2 separate regions of the Homo sapiens genome follow, and region 1 is linked to region 2. The links are chromatin loops, found by intact Hi-C in ENCODE. Cell type or tissue: mammary epithelial cell. All regions are shown on one strand. Each heading gives the region's core, and the rest is flanking DNA. Links, peaks and the distances in the headings are about the cores only.

Region 1 (8,225 bases), core at 1,287-6,286, 200 kb after region 2:
GGAGGATTAGATCTATTAAGTTACATTTAGTATGGCCACAAATAAATGCAGGAAAATTTTTTAACCTAAATGTTAACAACTGTATTAGAGGAGGTAACTAATGAGTAGTTTTAATTCATTTTCTTCATTTTCTAATTTTGGAAAAATAAACACATTAAGTTTTAGAATGAAAAAGGAGATAAATATTACAACAAAATTTATCTGAAATTAAGAAATCACCAGACACTAAGACAAATAGCTTTCCTTTTTGGTTGGTTTATAATGTTTCCAGTAGATAGTCATCCAAAAAACAAAGAGAAACTCATAGAAATGCTGTCTTAGTTTTGTTCATGTTTTTCAAAATTATCCAAGCCTAATGAAAATGGGTTTAATTTAAATATATTATCACAAAAGCTACATTCTCATTTCTGCTAAGTGGTTTATTTGTATGTATGTTTTGTGGGTTGTTTCTAGTGTGGGCGAAAGCTTGTTTTGTGTGAGTCAGAACATACTCACAGATAAAGCAAGAAGTAGGTACCTAGAGGAACTAAAGGTCATACAAAAGGGCTCCTTCCCACAAAAACCTCTCCTACTGATACACAATAATGACTGAACTTCTACCTTTCAAGATTCGTTTATAGAATTTAAAAATATTAGTACTTATAAAAACTTAAATGATCAGAATTGCTTTGAAGACTTCCTTTCGTTAAAAAATGAAAGTAAATCCCAAGGGGTAATGTATTTAATCAGAAACACCTTAGTGTGAAATCAGTTATTAGACTGGTTTTTTCAAAGAAAAAAATGAATATGAAAGGACTCCAAAGTTCAGCCCTAAGAGTGATCATAGAAAATGAAGCCAAAGTCTAACTTTTCTTTTTCTATTTTCTTCTATTCTCTCATCTAAATTATCCTAATTTCAAAATGTCTGCTCTATGCCCCAAAATAAGAGTTAACTGGTCTTTAACAGCTGTCAACCACAGCCTACCCTTCATCCTGAACTTAGGAGAAGGGTCCACCATGATTACCTGCTGGGCATCGAGTTGCTTTAATACAGGAAACAGAGATTCATCTGTCTTCGTTCTGTTCCAGCCGAAATACCGCTGACAAAATATGCATGCAGTTAAGACTTATAAATATTTTGAAAGATATTTAAACAAGTGACAAATAAAAAGGTCCAAAGAACCCATTCTTGATTCCATTCCCTGTATCTCCTAAGATTTTCCTATTTATAAAGATTAGAGTGCTAAAAGAAAGTACTAACAAAATAAATGACTCCAGCATAATCATCTGGCACTATGTTCTTTTCAATTCTATAAAATAAAACATATTTAGCTCTCACTTTAGGACATCAAAGACTTGTGACTATGAAAAAAGGTTAACTGGAATAAAAACAAGTTTCAGATATCTTGCCTATTTCATTAAGAGAAAAAATCAAACGTAGTTGGATTAATTCTAGTGCAAGTTTTGAAACATCTATCCAAATGATTACTTAAATATACACGGAAAGGACAACCAGTAATAAAAAGGACAAGATTAGTCATCTTTCCTTCTTTCAGAATCAATAATATTTAAGTATGTGGTTATATCTATGAATGCTTATCACTGCTTATTCAAACAAAGACCCTCTTTAAAACTAAGGAGAGGGGCCAGATGCAGTGGCTTGTGCTACTTAGGAGGCTGAGGCAGGAGGATTCCTTGAGCCCAGGAAGTGGTGGCTGCAGTGAGCTATGATTGCACCACTGCACTCCAGGCTGGGTGACAGAGTGATACACTGTTCCTTTAAAACAAACAAACAAACAAAAAACAACAACTGAGGAGAGGGAAGAAAGAGTGAAAAGGAGAGCGGGATATTAAGAAAATGGGATTAACGGGATATAAGAAAAAAATGATCCAAGTTTCTCTTCCATAAGTTTTAAACCAAACACATATTTGACAAGGTGTTTCCTTCTCTTTTAAGAAGCAAAGGATATTCTCTAATTTTGTCGAGATCAGGTTTCCCCCACAGAAAGGATCCCTTCGAGTCATCCACCACGGGTTTGAGGTAGGCCTCGGCAACAGCTGGGTTAGGAAAGCCAGGGGTGAGTTGCAATGTCCGTAATTTTTTTTTCACTTTGGTGTCATGAGGATTAGGTCTTATCTTTGGATTTTTTTGAGCTTCATGCCACCATTCTCTGTAAAATAAAGGAAACAATTACTTACACAGCAATGAGACATTATAGTTCATACACTATGGATGAAGAACTAAACTTAGAACATGTAAACTCAAGTTCTAACTCAAATTGTATGCTATATAGAATATTTTATTAATTTTAGTACTATTAGCCACAATGTATAATGATGGCAAACATTTATGGAAGTCTTCCTCTGTGCTTGGCACTGTGTTAAATATTTCACATGCCCAATCATCACACAAGCCATGCCCTATCGTTACCCTCACCTCACAGAGGAGGGAACTGAACTCAAAAATAAGTAACTGGCTCAAGATTTCACAGCTGGAATTGGTACAGTCTTCCTCTAGAGCCCACACTCATAATTATACCACAGAAGTTACAACTTCTCTGGGTCTCTTTCTCAGCAGTAAAATGGAAGTAATGTATCTGTATTATTTACCTCAAATCAAATACAATAATGGATCGAAGAATATTTAATAAAATGTAAATATGCCAAGAAAATGTTAAATTTGTTTAAAAAATCTGTAAAAACAGATACATGTATCTGTTTTTAAAATTTAACATTTTATATATATATAAATACATATGTATGTAAAACAAATAAATATATACAAAAACAGAGATAATAGAACTCTACTTAAAGTATGATTCCAGTTTTGGAAAAAACACATATATGAGAAAAGTAAACAGATACTTAAAATAAATAACACTAACAACTATTATTTCGCTGTGTGCTAGGCAATATTCTACGTGAGCACACAGCCATTCATTTTCTTCTTTATATTTTATTCATTTTTCAATGTTTTCCATTCTAAGCCTAAATCGGCCGGATAAAGACAGCGACACACTCTTGGACCCTCCTCCCATCACGAAGGGGGTCCCTGTGGCCTCCTCTTGAGCAGGGCGGCCATGGCTGACCAGTGTGACTCAAGCCGTGCCAGGCCTAGGGGAGGCCCTCGCCACTTCCTGTCCCCTGGACCTCCTGCTCTTGGCTCCAACATGCTATGAGGAAGCCAAGCTCACCAAGTGTCCACCCAGGCCCCGAGGCCGAAGCCACCTCATCAGCCCCGCGAGCCATCTTAAGGGGTCCTAGCCCAGCTGAGCTGTCCTAGCCGACATGGAACAGAGACAAGACACCCCCACCAGGCCTGAGCGAGCTTCAGAGGCATGAGCAAAATCAGTGACTACTGCTGTGTGAAGCCACTAAGGCTGAAGGTAGTTTGTAATGCAGTGACGACTGACCAGAAACATTTACACAATTAGGAAAAAATAAATGCCATCAAAGTTACTAACATAATCCTCACCAATCTATGTACTCAATGGAACCTGAAAAAACGCCCGCAGCTCAGGCTCCCCCGCTTCACAAGCTTGCTAGTGCAGCATTAGGAACCCACTCAGACCGGCTGTCAGGGCCAGGGTCCGCCTCACCGATGCAGGAGTGCCATCTAGCGTTGGAAATTACTAATTGCGGTCTTCAAAGTATTATAACAACAAAATGCAAAAAGGAAAAAATAATTTTTCTTCATTACTTTTACAACATTCTTTCCAGGAGTGCACTGAGAGAATACCGATAATTCTCCTCTACTTTACTTGCAGATTTTCGTTTTTGAAACTGTAATCATGACTGGCAGTTAGAATCAGTGCACTTGTGAGCTCATCAAGCCAAAGCTATGGTTACTCCTTCAAGCAGGAGGGCCTGGCACTTCACATAAAGATGAAAGGAGGAAGGTGTCTGTCAATCAGCTGAGCTGGGGGAGTGGAGGCAACTGTGATGAAACTGAAGGATTCATGCCCAGTCCAAGGCCTTGGGGTAGGGGAGGGGAACTGCTGTTGCTCCATGCCAGCTATTTTGGGGCTATCCAGAAATTCAGGCCCAGTATTTTCAGCTCTCCTTTTTCCCCCAACAGAATCCATAATTTTGTGTAAAATCTCCCAAAGGTAAATGTTGGTAGCCAATTGAAAATTAAAGCTCAAGAGAAGAATACACCGTGTAGTCCAAACCAAATGTGACTACAGCTCAATTCAACCTGCAGGCCCAATGCAGCCCCACTCTAAGAATGATTCACCAGCCAGGGTGCCCTCAGAAGAGGAGAACAGAAAACAAAGTGAGGCCACATTCTGATTTTACTGGTTTCCCACCATCCTTCCTGCTCTTTACTCTGTATTCATCCTAAATGTCCTGAGCCAGGCAGAGCGAAGGCTGCTCCTATCTGGCATCAACGAGCTGGAGGACCAAAGGCAGAAACTGCTCAAATATGAAAATGATTCAGCAGGCAACAAACGAGCAAAAACTGCTGAACAAAGAAAAGTGGAACAGCATAAACAGGTCATTCACTAAATCAGAAACACAAACCGTCTATGAACATAAAAAATTCACTCTCAATAGTTATCAAGAAACCAAATGGAAAAGTCAGATACTATTTCACTTATTCTAAAATAATCATTAGATAAGAACCCGAAGATTAAGGACACTCAAATCAATGTCTGTTAATACCTTTCTAAAAATAGAAATAACAAAAGACACTTGATTAAACTAGCCCTGATAGACGCAAAAAGATACTACCTGTAGCCATTAAAAACGATATAAATCTATATCATCGTTGATAATAGGTCTTGTTCTAATACCAAATGGGTTACAGGTAAAATAAAAAGTATATAGCATCATCCCATTCTTATAAAAAAAATCATACACACACTCAAATGAGTATACATATATATGCAATGTATATGCATATATATGTGTGAAGTCTAAAATTACATAAACAAATTGTAAACTGTAATCATCTTTTTAATACATATTTATAATTTTCTATGATGTATTTACTTTATTTGTATAATAAAGTTATTTGTAGGTTTTCAAGTTATTTACCTACCATGACGTATGTCTACCTCATAACTCATTCCCGGTATATAAATTTCCTCAACAATAAGAAAATCAGAAAAAGATAAATGAAGAAAGTATAAAATACAACACATTGGTGAGTGTGCTATGACTGGAAGACCATGATCACTACAACAGTTTCGCCGTTCATTTCAGTGATTCCAGTCACTGACTCTTCAGGTCAGAGCATCCTAGCATCTTTCAAACACAGGATATGTAACTGGAGAGAACACTCAAGGATCATTAAATCAGCCACCACCAAACAGCATCTCACGACATAGTGACGGTTAAAAGATGCCACCACAATCTTGTGAATACACTAAAAACCAATGAACTGTACACTTTAAATCGGTGAACTCTGTGGTATGTGACTATATTTCAATTTTTTAAAAAGATGCCATCAAGGACAAAGAAAAAACTACTTTCCCAGACATACTCATAACTCCTACCATCTCAGAATCTTCAAAATGATAAATGTACCCCGAGTATAGCACGACTCTGGGTTCTGGATGGAGCAAGACTTCACCACTGAACACGTCACGGGATTCACATGGTGAGAAACAGGACAGGAGTGCTGGATGTAACATTCCTGGCATTATATTTCCAAGTCGCTTCCTGGCTGACCTCTCTCAGGACACCAAACACACAGACAAGTACAATTTGCTTTGCTTCTCCATCACCTCCAAGTATATGGGGGGAGTCCTTGAGGGTATGGCCTATGCCTTACTCATCTCTCCTTTCCCCAGGGCCAGCACAGTGTCTGACACATCATAGCTGCTCTATAAGTATGTCAATGGATGAAAAGGCAACTTCTACATTCCTGTGAAATCCACAGGACTGGCTTTGTACCCTTGAACTAGGATAAGCCCAGCACCACTAAGAACTGACTCTGATTTCATCATCTCTAGAAAATGGAAAACAACCAATACTTTCTGCTGCTTTCTCAGTGAACCATTGTTCACATGTTACAGCATGACAGTTCATGCTGTAAATAATAGTTCTATTTGCTTATTTGGGTATTTACACAATTATCCAAATTAAAGAAATAAAAGACCTTACGAGAATTTTAGGAGAGGTTCCAGGCCATGCCCAGGGAATTCATTGAGAATTTCCATGGCGGTTACACAACCCACAGTTGGTATTCCTTCGGTATAATCACTTCCAAGCAAATAAGCCAAATTTATTAACTTATTCCGGTCCAATCCTAAAGAGTAACAATATTTTTTAATTTTTATCAAGATTTCTTATATGACATTTATAAACATTTTATTATATAAATCATGTACGTGTGTATATCTATATCTATATCCAACCACCAAAAATATCTTATTATTTGAAAATAAATTATTTTATTCAATGGCATTCTGTTAATATTTTTAAAGTTTCATCCATTCTCATAGCTTTAAATACCCTCTATACGCTGACCCCCAAAGTTAGCTATCTAGCCTGAGTCTCTCTGAACCACAGTCACATATATTCAACTATCAACTCAACACCTCCACTGGGTATCCAATGAGCATCCCCAATTTATCATATCCAAACCTGAACACTTCGTTTCTCCTCCTCCACTGTGCTCCCTCCTTGTCTTACTGAAGGCAGGTCCACTCGACCAGCTGCTCAGTATCTGGAATCCTCCTCGACTTCATTCTTCTCCCACCCCACATTCAATCTGCCTGCATACCCTAGCACACCAGACCCTGGTGGGTTTCAGCTTCTTCCTATTCTCTAAGATTAACCCTTGCCATTTCCTCCCTCCTCCTCTCACACTGGCCTCCTTGCTTCCCTAGAACACAGCCCACAAGCTTCTGCCTCAGCCCCTTTCACTCACTAGTCCCGAGGTATCTATCTACAGTGCTTGCTTCCTATTTCCTGCAGGTCCCTGCCTTGAAGTTACACGAGTAAAGCCTTTCCCAACAACTCTCTGAAACAGCACCTGCACTCTCGATGCCTGAAGTTCACTCTCTCCTCTCCTTTACTGTTATATTTTTCTATTTGGCACTTACCACCAACTGTCAAATTATGATTTATGTATCTGCTTATCATCTGTTTCTCCTACTATTTTACTCTCTGTTCCTTCCCTCTTGTTAAGAACAACTGGCATATAGGAGTCACCAAACATATATTTGCTGGATGAACAGAAGAAGATCAGTGCCAGAAACCCGAATACAGGCCCAGGCGCGGCCTGCTTCCCCTCTCCACCACCTTTTGTTCACTGTGGAGATCTCGGGTAACTAGTCAAAGTTTAACTAAGTCAGTTGATTAACTACCTAAACATACTAGGACTTTAATTCCTTAATTCAAATGTTTAAAATCCTATTCCTCTATATAAGCCAAAGATCACTCATATAAAAATTTGCATAGACCTGCAATTTCCATCAATGCATCAAACTAGTTCCTTGGAAAGAAAACTTCCTAGGACAAACTCTGAAGGTAAATGTCAGAAAGTAATCAAAAAGACTCTGAAGTCTTACCCAATTGATTGTGAAAGTCCACATATTGATAATATTCTACAAACTTGTTTTTATTAAAAAAGTTTCTATAGACATGCCGCGCTCCAAACAGCCAGATATCACTGTCATCAGTGATGGTTCCGGAAGTCTGATCAGTCAGGTCCAGGATGGCGCACTGCGCCTCTGCTTCCATGGGAGCCTGGATGTAGGGAATGCCGAACAGGCGCAGGAGTTCCTGCAGAGTGAGGGGTACACAGTGACGCCCAGGGAAGGGCACCGCCAGGCCCTGAGCACAGGGGGAGCAGTGCCTACCACTTCATGTAATGCATTCATTCCTGCAGAGTTAGGGACACACAGTGACCCCCAGGGAACGGCATCACCAGGCCCTGAGCACCAGGGGGCACAGTGCATACCCCCTTCATGCAGTGCATTCCCCCAGGGGTCTGAAGAAGGTGGTAAAGGAAACCCAAGCTGCCTGCACCCACCTGGCTTTCCAGGAACATCTGTCCGGTGACAGTAGCAGCGATCCGTTCTTGCTGCTGTTTTTGAGCTTTCAGTGAATTCTGCTGTGCTAAGAGGTTGCTCTCCAGAGTTTCCAACTCCTCCTATAAAATGTTTTTTCATTTATAGATTTATATTAATAATCCAAATGAGTTTTGTTTACAAAAAGCCTGCATTTAGTCTGACTGAAATTACCAATAAGCTCTTTCTCCTTAGGAAGTACTCCACTGGATGTCTAACCAA
Region 2 (8,225 bases), core at 1,748-6,747:
TGTGACTCAACGTGTCCAAATTCCCTCTTTTTCTGAGGACACCACCCTAATGGCCAAATTGCAACTTAACCATCACTTTAAGGACCTTATCTCCAAATATTATTACATTCTGAGGTACCAGGGATTAAGGCTTCCGATTCATGAATTTTGTGGGGACACAATCAACCTATAATTGGTAATTATAGTAACTCATGGAAAATGCTAATCTTATTAGCTTGAAAATCACAGCAGATAAGTAACAGTCAGTTTTTACTATTTTATATTATATGACAAAAGTCCCCAAGCTCCCTGTTGTTTATAGCACAACCTTGTGTGTCTGTGGTTCCATGGCTCTGTTCCATGTGTCTTCTTATTCTAGGAACAGATGAGGGAAGAGCTTTTAGCTGGGATTGCCATTCCCACACAAAGGGGAAAGAGTGGGGAAAATGTGGTGCATGATTTTAGGAGTTTCTGCTTGGAGGTAGCATACCCATCACTATCATTACTGCTTACTTGGCCAAAGCAATCCCGTGGCTCAACACTAACACTTAACAATTGGCTATTCTGGGCAGGTGTGGTGGCCCATGCCTGTAATCCCAGAACATTAGGAAGCCGAGACTGGAGGATTGCTCGAGCCCGGGAGTTTGAGACCACTCTGGGCAACATAGTGAGACTCCCTCCAGCCCACCCCCTGACCCCATCCCACCCCCACCCATCTTTACAAAAAACTTAAAAGTTAGTCAGACATGGTAACACATGCCTGTGGTCCCAACTAGTAGAGAGGGTGAGGTGGGAGAACTGCTTGAGCCTGGGCGATGGAGGCTACAGTGAGCTGTGATCACACCACTGCACTCCGGTCTGGGCGACAGAGCGAGATTCTGTCCCCCCACCCTGCAAAAAAAGCCAAAAAAAATTGGCTATTCCTTCAACAGGGAAGCACTGCAAGTCAATTTCAACAGCTGTGGCTATAGAATCCCATTACAGAGAAGTAGGAAGCAATTAACTGACAGCAATAATATAATCAGCCACCGCAAGGTCATGGATTTACAGGAATTTGCTATTCATCCACGTTATAAAAGCAAAGACAAAAAATGTGAGTAACAAAATGTTTGCCATGCTTGCAAGAGACAACAGGAGCTATTAGCAAAATACATCGATTAATTTTCTACTTTAAGATTACTTGTTACTAGTGAACCAGAAAGCATGCAATAGTTGCTGTCTACGAAGAGGATTTGCTTGAAGGTTTATCTAGGACTGATTCACCAAAAAGTATTTAATTATAGGTTCAGAAAACTTAATGTTTTCAGATACTTAGAAAATGTTTGACTGACAACAACACAAAATGAGTAAGATACAGGATAATTAACAGAGCCAACCCTTGCTAAAACGATGAAAGTGAACTAGCCATCCACCTACCCACCTCCTAGCCCTACCCCCCAACTTCTCCTCCCATCTCTACTCCCAGCCTTTATTCTCTCCTGACTTCTTCTCAAGTTTAGTGTCATTTCCTGCCTTCTCTAGGCATGGGCACAGACCACTCCCCAATCTCTTCTTATCAAATGTGTCAGGTTGATTTTTGTTTTTGTTTTTGTTTACTTTATATTGAAGTATTGGTACTTGTGACCCCTCCTAGTCTCTGATCTTCCATACTGCCAAGGTAACGACTATCCTAACTTCTAACACCATAGATTTGCTTTGCCTGTTTTTGTATGTGTTCTTTAGTTTCTGGTTTCTTTCACTCAACATTAGATTTGTGGTAGTAGATTACTCATCCAGCTGATGTATAGAAGTCCATCGTGTGAATATACCACAATATATTTACCTATTCTACCCTTGATGGACATTTGGATAGATTCCAGTTTGACGCTATTATGAATGGAGTCACTGTGAACATTCTAGTTCATGTCTCTTGGGGAACTTAATTTATAGATTTCTTTAGATTGAAACCTAGGACTGGAATGGCTGGGTCGGAGGGCATATGGACATTTAGCTATAATCATTTTCCAAAGTGGTGGGACCATCCTACAGATGTTTAATAAGGATTCACATTCATTCATAAAAACCTGAATAGTCTGCACAGTATTTTCAAAAGAAGCAGATCTAGAACCCAGTTCTGATTCCAAGCCTAGTGCATTTTCCATCCAGTAGATTCCAGGTTCTTCTATCCTACTTTCTTCTCCTCAATACTATGCTGCCTTTTCCCTCTAAAGACTCAAGAATGAATAGCTAGTCATTCACGGGGCATTCTCCCCAAGGTACTTGTTGCCTTAAAGAGGGTCAGTGGTAACTCCAAAGAGCTCTAATTGTGGGACTTTCAGGTTTCATAAAAGATCAATCTGTAGAAAGGAACTAGAGAGGAGAGAGAGGGAGATAACTTCAGTCACAGGAAAGTACTTAACAGAGTCAATCAAATCCAAGAGGGCCATTGATCTGAATAGAGCCATTTGTGATGAAACACAATAGAAGATAGGAAGCTCATCTTTTATCATGTGAACCTCAGGGCAAACATGCTAGAAAGCTATTGAACCCTGGCCTCCTCAAATTGATACACAGGAACAAAAGGGAAGCCTCAGATGTCAAATTCTCATGTCTGCGCCCAGGCGGCCAGAAGCAGGAACCGGCTCCTGGTTTCTTGAGGGTGGCCTGCATGTGAGCCCAGGGTGTGACAAAATGTAGCAGAAAAGACTGAGAAGGATGACGACGAAAATGAAGCTCCAGCCTCCTGACTACCCCTCTCAGGTGTGCATCTGTTTCCAATTCCGTATTACAATTAAAGAGAATGATTTTTTATTTTTTTTAATTTTATTATTATTTTACTTTAAGTTTTAGGGTACATGTGCACAATGTGCAGGTTAGTTACATATGTATACATGTGCCATGCTGGTGTGCTGCACCCATTAACTCGTCATTTAGCATTAGGTATATCTCCTAAAGCTATCCCTCCCCCCTCCCCCCACCCCACAACAGTCCCCAGAGTGTGATGTTCCCCTTCCTGTGTCCATGTGATCTCATTGTTCAATTCCCACCTATGAGTGAGAATATGCGGTGTTTGGTTTTTTGTTCTTGCGATAGTTTACTGAGAATGATGATTTCCAATTTCATCCACGTCCCTACAAAGGACATGAACTCATCATTTTGTATGGCTGCATAGTATTCCATGGTGTATATGTGCCACATTTTCTTAATCCAGTCTATCATTGTTGGACATTTGGGCTGGTTCCAAGTCTTTGCTATTGTGAATAGTGCTGCCATAAACTTACGTGTGTATGTGTCTTTATAGCAGCATGATTTATAGTCCTTTGGGTATATACCCAGTAAAATGGGATGGCTGGGTCAAATGGTATTTCTAGTTCTAGATCCCTGAGGAATCGCCACACTGACTTCCACAATGGTTGAACTAGTTTACAGTCCCACCAACAGTGTAAAAGTGTTCCTATTTCTCCACATCCTCTCCAGCACCTGTTGTTTCCTGAGAATGATTTTTATATATTTAGATACTTTCAGTGTCTGGATTTGAATATAGCTGAAGTTAAGGGTACTAATTAATTGTGAATCATTCCGATACTTGAATATAAAACCTCTCAAGCCTAATGTGCAAATTTATGTAAAAACAATGTGAAATTAGAAATGCATTGGCACTTTTTTTTAAGCAGAACTGTAGCACTCTGTCTAGTCAAACAGACTGCTCATTTGCAAGTTGTCTATATGCAAAGCATTCTGCCCCTGGGAGCCTAAAATCTCCTTAGAAAGTCATCTGAAATTTGAGAAGAGCTTTGTTCTGAACCTGCTTTCTGCTCCCTTCACTTTTCTTCCCTGCTTCCAGCACTGTGAGCAAAAAGCCTAAGTATGGATCACACCTGGCCAACCCAGAAGCAGCCATGGCCCAAAACAGGAGGCCTGCCCTGGGAAACCCATTTGAGTTCAAAGGAGGGTGTCTAAATATGCTTGTCTTGAGCCCTGTGCATTGGGCCTTGCACTGCAGCCTTCCAACTTTAAGAGAAATTTCAGAATCCAAATCCTTCCCGCCTGCAGGGCTCAAATTTTCCTTTGCAGATCAGACCTGGTGAAGAGGCTATTTGCCGTTCAATCCTAGGCTAGCTTTCTGCCTTTCACCTAATGTTTGAGGTTAAGAGAAATCAGAAAAGAGAGACCGTAAACTGATCACCACTGCATGGGCATCTGCCTCACCCACCTTTGGGAGTTGGGGGAAGAGCCAGCCACAGGTGCTCAGGTGCAGGTGCCCAGGTGTGAGCGGCTAGGTGCAGATGCTCAGGTGTGGCAGCAGGGAGTGCACTTGGCTCATCTGCCCTGGGGAGGGCCAGCTCCCGACAGAAGTAGGCCAGAGGTCAGTCCCAGGAAATGCTTGGAGCAGCCAGCAGGGTAGGGCCAAGTCATGATACACCTAGGAGTGGGAGGGGAGGCCTCTTTGGATATTACCTGGTTTATCATTTAGCTGTTGGGGTGGGGAAGGAGGTGGGAAAGACAGAAGGCTCTCCCAGGAATTGGCAGGCAGCCAGGTCAGGGACAATGGCAGCCCCCACTTGTGCTAGAAAGGCAGGCAGGACGTGACCACTCAGATAGCCACATCAACAAGTACAAATCACGGTTGCCCTGGAAGGAAATGGCTCAGGTTTTTCCCAGTAGCTCAATGCCTAGGCACCCCCACCTGTGGTTTGGGCATTTCACTCTATTAGCTCTTCTGCTCAGTGGCCCATTCTGCTAGCCACAGCTCACATTTACTCCAGTTATGAAAAAGGTTAATTTTCCCATATTGAGTTTCTCTGCAAAAGCTGCTTTCAGTTGTGACCGGTAAGTTCCGTTGTCACCAATATGGGTACAACTGTTGTCACTCTGCTATTCTGAAGCCATGATACTAAAAGTGTGACCCCAGATCAGTGTCATCGCCATCAACTACAAGCTTGCTAGAAAGAAAACTCTCCCTAGACTTCCAGAATCAGAATTTGCATTTTAACAAGGCCCCCAGGGGAATCCTGTTCACACTGAGTTTTGAGAAGCTCTGTTCTAAGATATTACTCCAATCCCCAGCAAGCCAAACCGACCACTTTCTTCACATAATCAGAACGCTCGGTTCCAGTATTTCCAGATACCAGCCATAGGAAAACACGTTGTTCTCTCATTTCCCTTTAACCTTATCTAAAGCACTCAATTTCCTCAACCCTTAAGTCGTCATCTGTAAAATGGGAGTGCTAATCCTACTTAATTTAAGATGATTAAGTTGAATAATAAATTAGAATTTGTCCTACAAATTGTGAATCATGATCGGAATATTCAATTTTATTATTACTCTGTGTCCTAACTCAATAACTGGGTTATAAACTCCTGAAAACAGGACAATCTCTTCTCTACCTCTTTCTTTATCTTCCCTGTATACTGAAATACAGCGTTCTGCCCAGCATGAGGTCGACTATTTGACATTTACAAAAATCTCTCTTGGAATCCCCCTGCCAAAAAAAAAAAAATCGAATTTCAATTTATGACTCCAAGCACAAAGAGATCCTGTCACTTTGACCTAATTCTCTGAGGTTCATCCCTCTAAATAATTGTATTGTCTCCATCTATAAAGTACTCTGTTACTATGACAACGCACACATAATTGCATGTGTAAGTAGTTGAGGGTGGCTGTGCAAGTCAGACTCCTTTCCACCAGGAAACACAGAAAACATTCTATCTTCCCAAATGTTACTCTCTCAGATTTGCACCAAGACCCTAGAAGTTTCTTAAATTTCCATATACTTTATGGACACTACAAAGCAATTCCAGGAAACACTGATACAGTAGCAAAACTACTGGGAGTGGAAATTGGATGGAGATCTGGGTCCCAGTTCAGAGTCTGACACCTGATTTGCAACATAATTAGGCACAGGGCACTCAACTATTCAGGGCCCTAAACCCTTCTATTGAAAGGGAAATGGGAGAACAATATGTGTTCCTATGGCTCAGTCCCTATAAGATTCTGTACTATTCAGAGTTGATTTTAAGTGTCACTTAACTGAAATTATCCAACAAACCTTCATGGCATGAAACATTAACACAGCTCTTTTTATATGGCATGGTTCCTATGGCTCAATCCCTATAAGATTCTGTACTATTCAGAGTTGATTTTAAAAGTCACTTAACTGAAATTATCCAACAAACCCTCGAGGACATTAAACATTAACGTGGCTCTTTTTATATGGCATGGTTCATTATCATGCCAATAAATGATTAATCGTAACTCTCTGTCTTGACCAATAATTTTGCTGGACTTTTGTGATTCACAACGTGCTCTGTGTTGTAATGCTACCTCTTGAAACTGACATCCTAGCTTTATTGTTTTTTATTACTTCCCTAAGGTGGCTTTCAAAAGAGACACCAAGTGACATATTTTTAGGAGGGGTTTAAAAGTTTGATGGGGTAGAAGTAAACGTTGCTTAACTCAACCAGCAGCAGAGCCAGGGCCCAGGGACCAGCGCTTCTGTGGACTTGGCCTTTCCAGCAGCAGACCCAGCAATGAATGATCCGAACAGCTGTGTGGACAATGCAACAGTTTGCTCTGGTGCATCCTGTGTGGTACCTGAGAGCAATTTCAATAACATCCTAAGTGTGGTCCTAAGTACGGTGCTGACCATCCTGTTGGCCTTGGTGATGTTCTCCATGGGATGCAACGTGGAAATCAAGAAATTTCTAGGGCACATAAAGCGGCCGTGGGGCATTTGTGTTGGCTTCCTCTGTCAGTTTGGAATCATGCCCCTCACAGGATTCATCCTGTCGGTGGCCTTTGACATCCTCCCGCTCCAGGCCGTAGTGGTGCTCATTATAGGATGCTGCCCTGGAGGAACTGCCTCCAATATCTTGGCCTATTGGGTCGATGGCGACATGGACCTGAGGTAAGATTATCTATACCTCTAACTACTGCAATCACCTTGGAGTAATCCTTCCAGAAGCCTATGGCATTCTGAATGTCCAACTGATTTGCCACGCATCTAAAGTATGACTAAGGAATCAAACAGGAGAGAATAAATGCATTCCCGTGCCTTCTAGCACAGCTGCTTAGCTATTGGAATTGGGGGATTTATATTTTGTGTTTGTGTTTTTAAATCTAACTCAGTTAACAGGGAGTTGCATAATTGCTGTTGATCTCTAGGAAAAGATTCAAAGCTTTTTTAAAAAAGTAATCTTTTCCAAACCACAAGCTGCAGCTGAGGAGGTTTATCCTGTTGGTAGCAGGAAAAAAAAAGCAAAATACACTTTCTTTGTAATGATGAGGAGCTCTGGGTGCAATCATAAAATAAAACTGTTTGTCAAACATTAGAACCTGTAGTGAGACAGTGGTCAACTCCATCAAATATAGCCAGTTCTTTGGGCAAACATTTTCCTGGTATAAAACCTAAGGAAGAATTTGTAAATTTGCTTCACCTCTACTGGCATTAAAAGTGGGGGAAAAAGCCTATAGCAGCTTTTTTAAAATTATGCTTACCTTACTACAAAATAAACAGAAAACGTTTTCTCCACTTCCTACAGAGTAATCTAAATTGCAATGTTTGCCCATTTCATCCCGTGCCAGTCTGAACTAGCACTGGAAAAAAAAACTAATAGAAATAAGATGAAGCATTAATGTGACTAGATTGAGAAATTTAATGCTAAAAGTTGAATAGACAAATGTCTTTTTCCTTAGCTCACAATTCCTCATTTCCCTTGAAAGGTATGCATTTCCTTCTGCAAACCATCCAGGTGCTAATGCAACGTGTGCTTATTAAATACTGTACAGTAGGCAATTAGCTCTGTTCATCCCCAGCTACTATTGGCAGAGGAGAGAAGCACAAAGTGTAGAATTGTAAACACTGGATTGATAGAGTACCCAGTGATCAATTAGGAACCTGCTGTCTCATTTCAACTGGTGCTGGTTTCTCCAGAAGCTTTAGAAAAGTCATACAAACCCTATACCTTCATATGGTTTAGTCTTTCACATAAGAAAACACATGATATCCACCTTGCAATTGCTTTTTTTTTTTTAAGGAAAGCCCTATAAAACAACATAGGATGGCAAGTGCTATTCAGGTTTAGTTAATCTGTGAACCACGATATAGCAATAAGGTCTTTTTAGACCTCAATTTAGTTTGACCTGGACACAGGTACACAGAAGTGAGAATTCTAAATGCCAGCACCTGTTACACTGAGAAAAGTGAACTACTTGGAACATTGGGCCTTGACCCCCAATAAACAGCTTTCTCATAATATTTGTAACT

What was found. A loop is a pair of places that touch in the nucleus more often than their neighbours do. Peaks named below come from ENCODE experiments on the same cell type or tissue, not always from the same donor. Only the 100,000 strongest peaks of a DNase experiment are listed, where the experiment ranks them.
Region 1: a loop joins it to region 2, with 21 times the contacts of the local background. A loop is called at or near these places in 2 of 110 quality-filtered maps.

Annotation. Positions count from the first base shown.
Region 1 is chr13:102,866,123-102,874,347 of GRCh38, reverse strand. It overlaps BIVM-ERCC5 (BIVM-ERCC5 readthrough), which reads right to left. Exons shown (of 23, transcript NM_001204425.2): 18 at 7,967-8,086; 19 at 7,503-7,716; 20 at 6,091-6,235; 21 at 1,950-2,150; 22 at 1,005-1,089. ERCC5 (ERCC excision repair 5, endonuclease) reads right to left here. Exons shown (of 15, transcript NM_000123.4): 10 at 7,967-8,086; 11 at 7,503-7,716; 12 at 6,091-6,235; 13 at 1,950-2,150; 14 at 1,005-1,089. Among named protein-coding and RNA genes, the nearest start is that of ERCC5, 24 kb to the right of the region's middle. RefSeq lists an enhancer at 7,461-8,225. In mammary epithelial cell, for the core only: a CTCF peak has its summit at 3,591 (motif pointing left); no DNase peak of the experiment used is centred there.
Region 2 is chr13:103,064,514-103,072,738 of GRCh38, reverse strand. It overlaps SLC10A2 (solute carrier family 10 member 2), which reads left to right and starts at 6,322. Exons shown (of 6, transcript NM_000452.3): 1 at 6,322-6,866. The coding sequence starts at 6,490. In mammary epithelial cell, for the core only: a CTCF peak has its summit at 4,262; no DNase peak of the experiment used is centred there.